2 separate regions of the Homo sapiens genome follow, and region 2 is linked to region 1. A link is a contact called in ENCODE Hi-C or POLR2A ChIA-PET data. All regions are on one chromosome and are shown on one strand. Each heading gives the region's core, a stretch centred on a gene start or an enhancer-like site at or near the end of the contact. The rest is flanking DNA. Distances are from core to core; before and after follow the strand shown.

Region 1 (6,592 bases), core at 1,198-3,697:
TCTTTTTAAAAAATGGGGCACATCATGTATATTTACTTTATAGTTGATTTTCCTTCAGAAACCTGAAGGAAATTTTTCCCATGGCTGGGACACATTCTGCTAGTTGAATTTTAAAAAATGCTGATTTTATTCGATGACTAGTATATTTTCTGTGGGGCTGGCAAGATAATAAGGATGCTGGTAATATTTTATTTATTTGCAAGAATGTCCTAACTCATCTCCCTAGAAATCATTTGTTGACCATATGGGCTCTCTGGCACGTGTACAAGGTGTGGAGGAAGGAGTCCATGAGAAAATGATGAGATGATGAGTTAAACAACCGTTAGGATACTGAAGAGTTTGTAAACCTCATGCTAGAAATAACATGGGAAACCGATTTGGATATAGGGAGGCTAGTTTCTTATATGAATTTCTTGACAAACCTGTAAACTGTGGGAAATTTCCAGTATTTGGTTGGTTGAGCTAATAAATGAGTGAGTCACACCTTACTAATTTTAATAAGCACAAAGTGTGGTGTGTTGTGTGTTGTAGGGGAGATTTGGGGAGGAAAGATTGTTGCTTTCTACTTATATTTTGGCCAGAAATGACAGGACTTTATGTAAAAACTTTTTTTTTAATGAGACAGGGCCTTGCTCTGTTGCCCAGGCTATGAAGTGCAGTGGTGCAATCATAGCTCACTTTAGCCTCAAACTCCTGCACTCAAGCTATCCTCTCACCTCAGCTTCCCAAGTAGCTGGGACTACAGGTGCACTCCATCACATCAGGCTAATTATTTTGATTTTGTAGAGACAGGGTTCCTATGTTGCTCAGGCTGGTCTTCAATGCCCGGGCTTAAGCAATTACATCCCCTTGGTCTCCCAAAGTGCTGGCATTACAGGTATGAGCCAGCCTGGTCAGAACTTTTTTAAGCCTAATTTTTTTTGTCTTATATTTGGTTACAAAAGCATCATAATTCCAATTGCATTGATTTGCCTAATTGATTGTTTCAAACCAAGCTGTCTCTATACTTATCTGTCACAGGAGCTCCCCTCACTTGAGAATTTCAGAGGCTTCAAATGATGTTTATGGGCAAGTGGAAGCTTTGATGTGCTGTTCATAAACCCTTCTTAAGATGAGATATTTAGAAGCAGTGGCCAGGGGTTGATTTTGAAATATTTTTGTTTGACCATTTTCAGTTATATGTGCAGAAATAAATTAAAACCAAGCTCTGCCACTACCTTACTACATGACTTTGAGTATGTACTTTGATTTCTCTGGGCCTCTGTTTCCTCATCAATTAAGGTGGGTCTTGGAAGAGCCCTTCAAGCTCTGATGATTTGTTTTTTGAACCCAGCTAATTCTGTGAGAGGTTCTTTTATGTCTTGAGGGGCTACACACCTGCAGCCTTGGAAAAGTGGCTACCAAAATGCCCAGGTGAAAGGATCCAATTTCCCTCCACCTTGGCCATCTCTGCAGGAGGTTAACAGTTGGTTCTAGGAGGCCTGGAAAAGCCATAGAAATGTGGCATACATAGCCATTGTGCCTTAGGTAGCTCTCACCCTGCATTCTTCTCCCTGGATTTCTTCAGCTGGGAAGGTGTTGTGTACAAGCGGCTTGATAGTTTGCAGTGAGCTTTCAGACCACTATTTCCCATGCAGTAGGTGAGATAATTTTAGAAAATGGAGGATAAACATTTAAACATTTTTAATGGTTGTGTGTTTATGTTAATGCGTAAACAAAACAATAACTCCAACTTCAAAATCATGATCTCACAGCTATTATTGCTTAGGGCAAGACTAAAGTTAAAGAAAAAGTTGATCTAAACAAACATAGCAGCTAAATACTATTAAGTAAATAATAGTGTAAGTGGTACAGGGATAGAGGAAAATCAGGACTGAAGTTTGGGAAATGCTGTTAGAGAGGGCTGTAAGGGTTGGGGGAAGTAATAATTCTTTCAAGTCACCAGGAAACAGTGTAGGACCCTGGGAAACATTCTTTTTTTGAGTCAAATCATTTTTAAAAGAAAGTCCTTTAGGCTCAGTTTACTGTTAGAATAGACTTAAATATCCTAACAGGATTTTAAAAAATAAAACTCCCAAGCTGCTGTTTTTTTATTTTTAAACAAGTAGGGTCTGCATGTCAGAGAGCAGAAATTAGTTTGGAAAGAGGACTTGCATCAGGAGAGAAAATCAGCCAGGGTCCACCCAGGCAGCGCATTATGATAATACATACGGAACCAGCTGGACACTGAGCAAGGCTGACATTGTGTTGTCAAGGGCAGGATCGCCCATCAATTTCTGAGATAGAATTTGAGTTCAGATGACAGAAAGAGCAGCAACTGTGTTGAAACTGATGCATGGGGGAGGGGCAGGCAGGCAGGAACCACCGGGTCTAAAGGCAGGAAGTCCTGGTACCTCCGGAAGGGGGTGGCTCTGTTTTCTCATCTGGCTGCTACCCTTCCTTCTAACCTTAACATCTGTCAGCAAGATCCACCTGGGTCCTTGCATGATTAGAGCCCACTAAAGGGGGAGCTTACTGGTGCTAATTTTAACCCCCAAGAGAATAGAGTGCCTGCTGCTGAAATGGGGGCTAGGTCGACCCAGGAAATGGGACTCCACGTAGCCACCAGTTGTCAACCTAAGAAGCCCATTGTGGGTGTAGTGGCAATTGTTAATAACTTTTGGAAGAATTCTTAACTTTTCAGCTACTCTGTTTAGTTCCTTAACATCTTAATAACACCAGTGATTCCTCTTTAGTTCATTTGCTTATTCATTCAATCATTCATCTATTTAACACTAACACATGTTTATTGACTGACTGCCAATTATATCAGACAATAGGGCTACAGAGGTGATAAGGCAGGGACAGTTGTTAGCATTATGACGTAGACTGTCACATGAGTGTAAGTATTTATGTGCCGATATTAGACAAATAATGGCACACGGAATGATTTAAACTGCAATGATGGTTAAGTGCTATAAGGTACAAATACAGACTCCTAAGAGAGCTTAGAACTGGGGGACTCAGCCAAGTCTGAAGAATCAGGGAAACTTTTAAAATTTTCAATGAGAATGAACAGGAGAGGGGAACACATATTCAAAATTCCACGTGGGGATAAAACATTAGAAGCTGTAGGGAGGGCAAATAGGGAAGGTAGGTTAGGTCTGAGATCCATTTTTGAGAAACTAAACTTGGAAAATTTCCATAGGTTGTTTACTCTTTGACTTTGAGATGTGGTTCCATTGCAGTTTCTTAATCATGAGCTAACAGAACTCAGTGTCCATAAAATGGTAGCATTTAGAGCAGTGTTTTGGGTGATCATGGCCTTACTGTTACGATAGCGGTTGTTAAGTACTTTCTCTGCATCAAGTTCAGTGCTGAGCACTTTGTATGATCTCTTTTAATGCTCTTAACAGCCATGGGAGGGCACTAGTATTATTAGTTTTACTAAACACATTTGGGAAACTGAGGCCATCCTTTAAGGATTTGGTCGTGGCCAAAGTTAGGTTTTTATCTGCAGCTTTTGAATCTCCAAGTAGTTGACACAGGGGTCCTCACCACTGTTTTTTCTTATTGTTTAGTCAGTGCTAACCTCCCCTCCACATTGGACTTCAGACGTGGAGAGAAATTCTCCTGCTATTTGAGCATGTAATATAATACTTGCTTCAATTGAAACAAATTGACGACATTACTCAAAGGCAAATTGAAAAGCCAGATCTATGCTAAATCCCAAGGGTAAGTTAGTTGGCATGTGCAGTGATATATGGGAAGGTGCTTTTCTGGGTTAAGATAAAAAGTCCTGGTATCACGTCACACTATCAGGCACCCCATCTCAAACTCCCTGTGCCAGCCCTGCAACTTGAAATACTCAGTGGACAGAAATGATACTTTATAGAAATTAGGTGGTCATCATTGTTATCAGATGAATATGATGCCATCAGCATGATTTTAGCATCCTCAAAAAAAAGAGATTTACCTGGAGGGACACAAGAGAAAATCTGAAGCATGGATTGCAGGATTGTGGCTTTTCTGCCGGCCTGCCGTGGGCAAGTCGGCTGGGAGATGACCTAGTAATTAAAATCCTGCTTAAACGTATGCTGCTGGTCAGTTATAACAGAAGCACTAACATGGGCAACCAGAGAAAGATAAGAAAAGCGAAACACAAAAGTAACACTCTTGAGCCCACAGGGTGCAGAAATAGATCTGAATGGACTGAGTGCATATCTGAACGCTAAGCATGAAAGCAGAACCCAAGTACTAATATATTTTTATCCCAATCTGTGAAATTAATCAATATTTTATATGCGAACATATGCTCCTGTGTTGCTGGCTTATTTAATTGACAGTTGCAATCAGCAGGATACCAGTTGTTCAAACCCACATTTTTCATCCACAGTTCTGGGGAGAAATGCAGCAGGGGACCCAGGGAACAGGGACACAGACAGTGTCAGATTTGAGGCCTCTTCTCAACCCTTCAGTTTCTTTCATCGTCCTTGGGGCAAAGTAATAAAAATTTCAAGATAGTGCAAATGTTGAATATGAACAGAGAGCAATGTACTTGGGCTACTATTTAGAAGAATGATAATTAAAATGAACGTAGTTGGTACAAATTGAGATCTTTAATTCTTCATTGTTTTTTATCTGTTTCTCTTTTGAACATAGCTGGAGAAGCCAACAGATACTGAGCACCTACTATGTGCTGGGCCTGAGGCAAATGCTGTTGGGTGTATTATCCGTGGGCTGGTGGGTGAGGGGGATATATCCCAGCCAGTTCCAATGTATTGGATCATTTCTTGATAGAGGAAGAAAATATATCTTTGGTCTTTCTTTGCCAAAATCTTCTGGCGGAATCATCAAACCAGCTGTGCTTTTCCAGTAACTATTATGTGCAACAAATCTATAAAGTCAAACCTCATATTCCTCTACCTTTCAACTTTGGCAGAATCCTAGAAACTCTCCTTGATTTGGTTAGCTAAAGGCCTGTGGAATCCAATCTTTGCTGTTTAAAAGAAAAAGAGAGTTGGGGGAAAGTGTTATTAAGGTACTATTTTAGAATAGTCTATTTGTTAGTAAATTGTTATTATTTTCATGATACGTGCAACATTCTATAGTGAAGACCATTGGAATGGACAATGTCCAGATTAAAAATGAAAGTTAAAAGGAACTGCCTGATACTTTAAAAATGTTTCTCATAGTGTTGCTATCGTTTGTGTTAGATGTTCAGACTCAGTGTGTGTTTAGCAGCCCAACATGTAACAACAGAAAAGCTTCTAAGCCTGGAAGTTTGGCAGTATTTTCAATGTTCCTGTATTTAAATTGGCACCTGTGCTATTATATTAGGATGCCATTTTCTGAACTTGGAAATAGAAGAAGGTGGAGAGAGATTTTACTGTAATTCATATGTGGGTCTGAGTCTTAGGGGGAAAATAACTTTACTTGGAAATAGAGTAGTAATATTCTGTAAAGTTAATAAATATCCACCCTCTATCTTGGGGATAAGAAATTGCACAACTTAAGATTTTATGGGACTTTGGCTGTATTTGTATGATTGAAGTGAATATTTTAGCCAAACTGAACAGAAATTTCAGATAAACACCAAAGTTGAAGCGTAGTTTGGGTGTTTTAAACATTTGACTATATCAATCAACATGGATTCTCAAAGTCTCAAGTCCAGTTGAATCCCTGAGATTCAGCTATGTCATTTGTAAAGTGGAATGAGGAACATGGTCTGTTTGCCTACTGCTCAAGGTTGATATAAAGAATAATTAAGATAATGTATGGTAAAACCCTTTAAAAACTTAACAATGCTAGTTAATTGTCAGGTATGGGTTGAGTGCAGAGTACTGTCTACCCAGTTTGTAAATGAATGAGGTCCCTGTCTGCAAGGGATGCGTTGACTAGTTGGGGTGATTTGCCTATGTATATACATGCCCAGCTATAAACACATGCATATATCAAGATGAGTTCAAGGAAAAGTGCAGTAAATAATAAATGGGAAAGATAGGAAGAGTTCACTAAAGGGTTAGTGTTTTGTAGACTGGGATAGAAAGAGACACCTTCATGCAAAAGATGGATCTTTTTGGCAAGTAACTGTTTGGGTGATGGAAGTAAGTGGTATATCTTTCATAAAAAAATATGCTGGGAACATGCAAAGGATGTTTGGAGACAGTGGATTTGGGAAGCTGGTCATTACCATCTTTCTTTTCTTCTTCCCTATTTTCCTTCTCCTTCTCCTACAGCAACTTCTCTTCTTCCTCCTCCTCTTCGTCATCATCTCACAATTTTTGCCCACTCTGTACTGAACTCTTCACATAGATTAACTCATTCAAACCTTACAACAATCCTATGAGGTGGGCTGTCTTATAATTATTGTCCTCAATTAAAGTGGTAGAAACTGAGGATTTCAAAAAGTGAAGTAATTTGCCCAAGCTGGTAAATGGTGAAGCTGAAATGTGGGCTAGCTGAGGCCCCCTGAATCCAGAGCTGGTGCTCTTAACTGCTGCTGAGGCTGAAAATGAGGCTAGAAAGGGAGAATGGGCCAGACTCATGAGGGTGGACTTGATCCCGCTGGCTAAGTTTTGAAAGCTGGTATTTGAGGAAGGTTAATCTGGGT
Region 2 (6,592 bases), core at 2,460-4,959, 36 kb before region 1:
TTAAATCCAAATTAAGGAGTCACTTGTTTTTATCTGAGCTCAGCTTGTGTGGCATGTTGGGATGCAGAGATTTTTTTTCAATGAAATCCATTGCTCAAATTAAATTCATTATCCCCAATGATGTGTGAGGCCGGGGGATGACAGGCAACACATGAAGATGCTGAGACTGGGACAAGGGAGGGTATGATGGGAAAAGTGAACAGACAGATGCGGTGAATATTAAAAGGGTAATGATTATTTAAAATAGTTTCAAAATACTTTTCATCCTTAGCAAGATTCTGTGTCCCCCACCCCCCACACCTTGGGGAATAGCTTTTTCAGCTGATCCCTTTTGTCTATATGTACTTTTTTTTTTGGTTGAAAAGTGAGTTTATTTATTTTCCTTGAAGCATAAAGTTTCCAAATATCAGCTTTCTAACGCAAACAAGAACCCCTTCCCTCCCCTCCCTCCCCTCTCCTCCCCTCTCCTCCCCTCTCCTCCCCTCCCCACCCTTTCCCTCCCCTCCCCTCTCCACCCTTCCCCTCCCCTTCCCTCCCTTCTCCCCCTCCTCCCCACCCTTCCCTGCCTTCCCCTCCCCTTCCCCTGCCCCTCCCCTACCCTTCCCTTCCCCTCTCCTCCCCCCTGCCTCCCCTCCCCACCCCTCCACACCCTTCACCTCCCCTCTTCTCCTTTTCCCTTCTTCCCTTCCCGTCCCTTCCTTTCTATTCCCTTCCCTTCCCTCCTTCCCTTTCCTTCCCTTCCTTTCTCTTCCCTTACCTTCCATTTTCTTCCCTTCCCTTCCTTTCTCTTCCCTTCCTTTCTTTCCTTCCCTTCTACCCTTTCCTTCCCTTTACTTCTCCTCCCTACTTCCCTTCCCTTCCTCCCCTCCCCTTCCCTTTCCTTCCCTTCCTTTCTTCCCTGCCCTTTCCTTCCCTTCCCTTCTCCCCTCCCCTTCCCTTTTTCCCTCCCCTTCCCTTTTTCCCTCCCCTCTCTCCTCCCCTCTCCCCTCCCCTCCTTTCTCCCCCCTCCCCTTCCCTTCTCCCCCCTCTTCTTTCCTCCCCTTCCCTTCTCTCCTTCCCTTCTCCCCTTCCCTCTCCTTCCCTTCTTCCTTTTCTTTCTTCCCTTCCCTTTCCCCTCCCCTCCCCCTCCCCCTCCCATTCCCCTTCCCTTCCCTTTCCTTCTTCCCTTTCTTGACAGCGTCTCACTCTGTCACCCAGTCTCAGCTCATTGCAACTTCTACCTCCTAGGTTCAAGTGATTCTCCTGCCTCAGTCTCCTGAGTAGCTGAAATTACAGGTGTGCACCACCACGCCTGGCTAATTTTTGTATTTTTGGTAGAGACGAGGTTTCACCATGTTGGCCAGGCTGGTCTCAAACTCTTGACCTCAGGTGATCCGCCTGCCTCCCAAATTGCTGGGATTATGGGCATGAGCCATCATGTCTGGCTAGGAACCTTTTTCTTTCCCTGCAGCTTGTGCTGGGATAAGAGAGGATGGGTGGGGAAATTTTATTTTTATTTCTACTCAGCAGTGTTTTGACTTGTTTTTTTGAGATGGAGTCTCGCTCTGTCACCCAGGCTGGCACCATCTCAGCTCACTGCAACTTCTGCCTCCCAGGTTCAAGTGATTCTCTTGCCTCAGCCTCCAGAATAGCTGGGATTTCAGGTGCCCGCCACCATGCCTGGCTAATTTTTAAATTTTTAGTGGAGACAGGGTTTCACCATGTTGGTCAGGCTGGTCTCAAACTCTTGACCTCAAGCAATCCACACGCCTCGGCCTCCCAAAGTGCTGAGATTACAGGCGTGAGTCACCACACCTGGCCCTACTTAAGTTTTTATGCTGAATTTCAATTGCACATGATGAGATGCCCAGGCAATTCACAATTTCTGGTATATAGCTCCATCATTTCACTTATCACATAGTATGGTATTATTAATTTTAAGAATCAACTAGCTATCAATTCTCAAGCTTTAGTGTGCATCAAAATTCTTCAAATGCCCCTCTGGTCCAAGTGGACTCATCCCACAGGAAAGAGTACGTACAGAAATTTTCATACAGTTCCTACTTTCTCTCTGCCAGGACAAGTTTCTGAGGTAATTCTGATGAAGACAGCATGAGAACTGTACTTCAATGAACTTTCACAAGGGAAGGGACTGGGTTGTCTGTTGTATGCCTTCTGTTTGGTGCAAAGTAGGTGCTTAGTAAATACTTATTGAATAAGGACAGACTGAATGAATAAATAGATAACCTAAGAAAATAGGCTGAATGAAGAAATAGTAAATCATTAAGAGTTTTAACTAAGGGTTTCAACAAAAGTCAACAGAATGGTCTGTAGAATTTTGGAGAAGAAACTAAACAGACTTTAGTTATATGGCCTTTTATTCCTTTGGGTTACACTTGAATGATGGGAAAACAATGGCAGGTTTAACTTGGAGATAAAAATTTCTCAACATCAAAGTTTAAAATATTAAGTAGGAAGTTAAGGACACCAATGGTGTGGAGCCTTCCCAGTTGATACTCATGTATGAATTATGCAATATGAAACTAATAAATGATGTACATTTTACAGAGTGTGAGATGGATAGCTCTTAACTGTTCACATTTGAGTTAAATGGTAAATCTTAGAGCATAGAAACTTTGAGAAAGCCACTCGTAATCTTTAGTTCCTAATTTATTCCTTGTAGAATGGGGCCAACATCCCTAGGTTCTGTGCTGAATGATATTCACTTGAAGTTTTACAATGCAGTTGTTTGTTATTTCATTAAAGTAGTGCCTATTCATAGAAAAGTCAGAAAATATAGAAGAAAGAAATAATCTTTGTGCTATAATTCAAAGCTAACTGCCATTAATATTTGCAGGTAGTTTAAGTCAGCTGTGTATTCAGTGCTTTGCATGTACAGCTGTGCAAGGAGCTGTCAGGAATGGAAAGGCACTATCAGAAGTCCGTGGTGTCTTGCAGGGGCAGACCATTATACAAGCAACTGCAGGCCTTGCAGTGAAGACCAAGTGTGACAAGTGCTGTAACAGAGTGTAGGTGGCAGGGATTAATTCTAGCTCTGGGTATCTGGGAAGGTTTCATGAGCTCAGTACATTTATACCGCACCTGGAGGGATAAGTGGGATGATGGGAAGCTGAGATGGTGTGGGAGTGAGGGAGGCATTTCAGATCCAGGGAGGCAGCCTATGGTGAAGGCAGGAAGGAGATTTCATGTTCAGGGCACAGGATGTAGCTTGGTGTGACTTAGCAAAGAATGCTGAAAAGTGAAGAGTAGGAGAGCATATTATTGGCATTATTAGGGACTTTGAAAGATTCACTGATCTAGCCCCTGCCAGAACAGCCACAACTGATTAATATTTTAAAAGTATTCAATCTTCCTTGGCAATTACTTGAATACTCTATCATCCTAAGAGTCAAAAGTTTTCCTGGGAATTTGAATGTAAAGAGTTGTCTTCTTTTTTACTTTTCTTTTGGAGAAAAACTTGAACCAAAATCATGGTGCTCTTAGTAAAATTGGTATTGAATGAGAAGCATCACTACATATTGGACTCTCTGGAAAGGTCTGTTGGTTGAGTAAGTGAATGAATGTGTGACAACGAACATTTGTACTTTTTGAAGTCTTGAATCATAAGTTGAGCATCCAGGCAGAACTGTATGCCTCAGTTACTGTGGACTTGAACTTCTTGATCTCTCTCTGACATCTGTCACCTCCACAGGGGAAGTTAATATCGAAACCCTCTGAGTCCTTAGAAGGGAAAAGTGAAATTCTAACGTGAGATTCTAAATGAATCTGCTTTAAAATGCTAAACACATATGTACTGAACAAGGAGATATTAACAGCCTTTCATTTTCAACCCCTGGCTTTCTGTCTGCATGAAACACACACAAAAGTAGTGACTGGTGACTATCATAATTACATATAGTATAATTTAATCCTTATGGTGATGTTCATTGACACTTCCCAAGAGACCCAGATTACATTGGTTTTGTTTTGGCCACTGTTCTCCATATTTGGGTTGGTTCTGTTACCAGATCACCCACTGGTCTTTCATTATGGTTAAAATGCATTTGAGGGATCACAAATAGGGTGAGAGTGGTTGGGAGCAAACTCAAAAAATATTAAAATTTATAATTGGCTATAATCTAGTGAAAGTGTTGGCATTTCTAGTGAAATGATTATGCTGGCTTCAGTTGTAATTTTGAATGAATCTGGTGATGATAATAAGAATATAACCAGAATGGTCAATGATCCCACGATATATATATAACATGTAAAGAATATAGTTTAATGGATGTGGGCTTTGGAGTCAAACTGCCTATGTTCAAATCTCAGCTCCACTTGTTACTAGATGGGAAACCTTGGGCAAATTACCTTACCTCTTGGTAGCATTATCTGTAAAATGAGAAAAGAAGTAGAATCTCATAGGACTGTTGTACAGAGTAAACTGATACATGCAAAGCACTCAGGACACGGCCTTACACATGGTGCAGTGCTTGTGTTTGCTGTAGTAACTGCTAAGTTGAGGAGCTGAGGCTCCTTCTGCCTCATTTTTTATGCTTGGCTTTGTGGGGTGGGTCGCTGTTACTGAAGCAAAGTTGCCACCTGCCTGTGCATCCTTTTCAGCCTGGGGAAAGATTTACACCAGTAATCCAGAAGTGCAAGTCCTGATACCTTTGCTCAAAACCTGTCCCTTGGTCTGCAGGAACTCTGTGGCCATGATTCCCAGTAGAAATTTGGTTCCTTGTAATGGAAACAGTTTAAAACAAATGTGTCCTCAGTCTGTCCCCAGTTCCAAGAAGGACAGACGGACACTTGGTTTTGTGATCTGCCTCATTTCTGCCACATTTCAAATCATTAGGATGACTTCAAATATTCGCCCAGGGCCAGAGTTTGCACCTTAATATGTTTTGGCAAGAAACACTTGGCATTTGAGTAATCTGTGTAAAAGAACATCCGTGAGGATAAACATCTTCTCTACCACACATGAACTTAGAATTCTTTCTCTCTTAAATTTCCAGTCAGACATTGCTAGGGGAGTAAGTTGGGCCAGATAGCCAGAAGTCAGTGTTAAGCTACAGCCCCCTTGCTCTAACCTCCCTTCTCTGTGTCATTTCTAAGAAATTGTAATTTTTTCTTTCCCCATTGGCAACTGGTTAGTTGTCCTGTCCTCTACCTATTCACTGTCTCAAGACTTTTTCCTGCCTTTCAGATTTGACTTCTAGTATGAGGAGACCTACGTGGAGTGCGTCCTTTTCCTTAAAACTATTTTTAAATTCTTTCATTGGCTGCTGTGCTATGACAAAACCATTTTGTTTTTTTAAATTCTTGCCACTAATGATGCCCTTCCCTCAAGGGCATACTCTGAGCTCTGAGGTAATGAATGCTTTTCAGGTTGATCATGTTCATCCCTTCAGGCTGAGAACACTTTCCAGAAATGCCCAAGATCTAAAGGACCTTGGCCAGTGGAAAAGGTAAACTTCTTGAAATCAGTGGCCAAGAATAGGGGCAGCCACATGCTCTCCCCCTGGGATCCCCAAGATAGTGCCACAACTCGGTACCATTCCACCCTCCACTGCAGGGAGAGAGGAGAGAATTTGCTTCATCTGTGCAGAATTCCCTCCAGGATCTTATTCCTCCCCTTTCTGCCCACCCCACCTCTCAAACAGAATGATTGGTGCTTAAGTCAAAGAGGGTCTCTCTCAGGAATGCATGTTAATATCAGAAAAGGAGAGGAAGTCAGCCCGGCAGTGAGCAACCTTTACCCTTACATGGGTTCAGCCTCCTCAGCCTGCCCTTGTGGCATCCTGGGATTTTGGCAGCCTTATGGGTATCAGATTTTCACATGGATGAACTGTACTCTACAACTACTTCTGTGTGCTAGGAACCAAAACGCTTTCTTTGACATTGAAAATAGAGTTTTCTCCTTCTCACTGTTTTGGCCTGCTCTGTTGCAAGGGAGATCCATTTTTCAGGGCCTTGAGACTCTTGTTTACCTCTTCTCAGAGCTCTGTGTCTTTGAAGGCTACCAGGAGGTAGTGATGACCTTCGGATAAAGCCCCTGGCAGCTCAGGTGGGCTGGGTAGGGATAGGTGCTTTTTGGTTCAATATTTTCAATTTGGGAGATAATCCTTAGACTCTTAGAAAGACTTCCTTGGCTATTTCTGGGCAGTAGGCTTGGACATGGAGGCAGGAGGTTCTGCATTTCTTTTTCAAAGCAAAGGTGATGGTGCCGTCTATGGAAACAACTTTTCCAAAGAGGTCCTTTTAATCATGAGGCATTTTGCTGTTTACCCTCCAGTGTGTGTGGGGTGGGAGCAGCTTGAACTTCACACAGAAGGGAACCCACAGTTGTTTCCACACAGCTGTTTCCTGCATTGGGCCAGAGCAAGTCTCCGTGTCCTGAATATCTGCGGGAAGGATCATCTGCCACATAACCATCTGCAGGCATAAGTCAAGAGGAACTTTCGAGGAGCCTTAAGATTGCAAATGTAGGTTTTGTGTCTCAGTTTAGGTGTGCCTTGATGCATTTCCTGTCTAGCATGGACATTATGAGAGCAGCTGCAAAAATCCAAACGTGATTTTTCAGAATTTGGGTTGGGGGAGGTAAAAACTCAAC

What was found. Hi-C counts contacts between places; a loop is a spot of excess contacts on that map. ChIA-PET counts read pairs that join two places held with the same protein, here RNA polymerase II (POLR2A). Pooled maps may share reads with other maps.
Region 2: a map of B cell shows a loop between it and region 1 (2.1-fold over the local background). The contact joins two enhancer-like sites. A Hi-C loop is called at or near these places in 6 of 168 maps with a recorded cell type or tissue (B cell, GM12878, aorta and 3 more), 27 of 37 single-sample maps with no recorded cell type and 15 of 50 pooled maps. POLR2A ChIA-PET finds 5 or more read pairs at or near these places in 5 of 52 experiments (GM12878, OCI-LY7, activated T-cell and 2 more).

What each region holds. Positions count from the first base shown.
Region 1 is chr5:158,808,371-158,814,962 of GRCh38, reverse strand. The region is part of intron 8 of EBF1 (EBF transcription factor 1); the gene reads left to right. Among named protein-coding and RNA genes, the nearest start is that of EBF1, 290 kb to the left of the region's middle. Within about 2 kb of position 2,447, at least 9 of the 41 ENCODE cell types and tissues checked have a DNase peak (open chromatin) inside an H3K27ac peak, as active enhancers do; they include B cell and GM12878, where a contact is called at or near this core.
Region 2 is chr5:158,845,933-158,852,524 of GRCh38, reverse strand. All of the region lies in intron 6 of EBF1 (EBF transcription factor 1), which reads left to right. Among named protein-coding and RNA genes, the nearest start is that of EBF1, 250 kb to the left of the region's middle. Within about 2 kb of position 3,709, at least 2 of the 41 ENCODE cell types and tissues checked have a DNase peak (open chromatin) inside an H3K27ac peak, as active enhancers do; they include B cell and GM12878, where a contact is called at or near this core.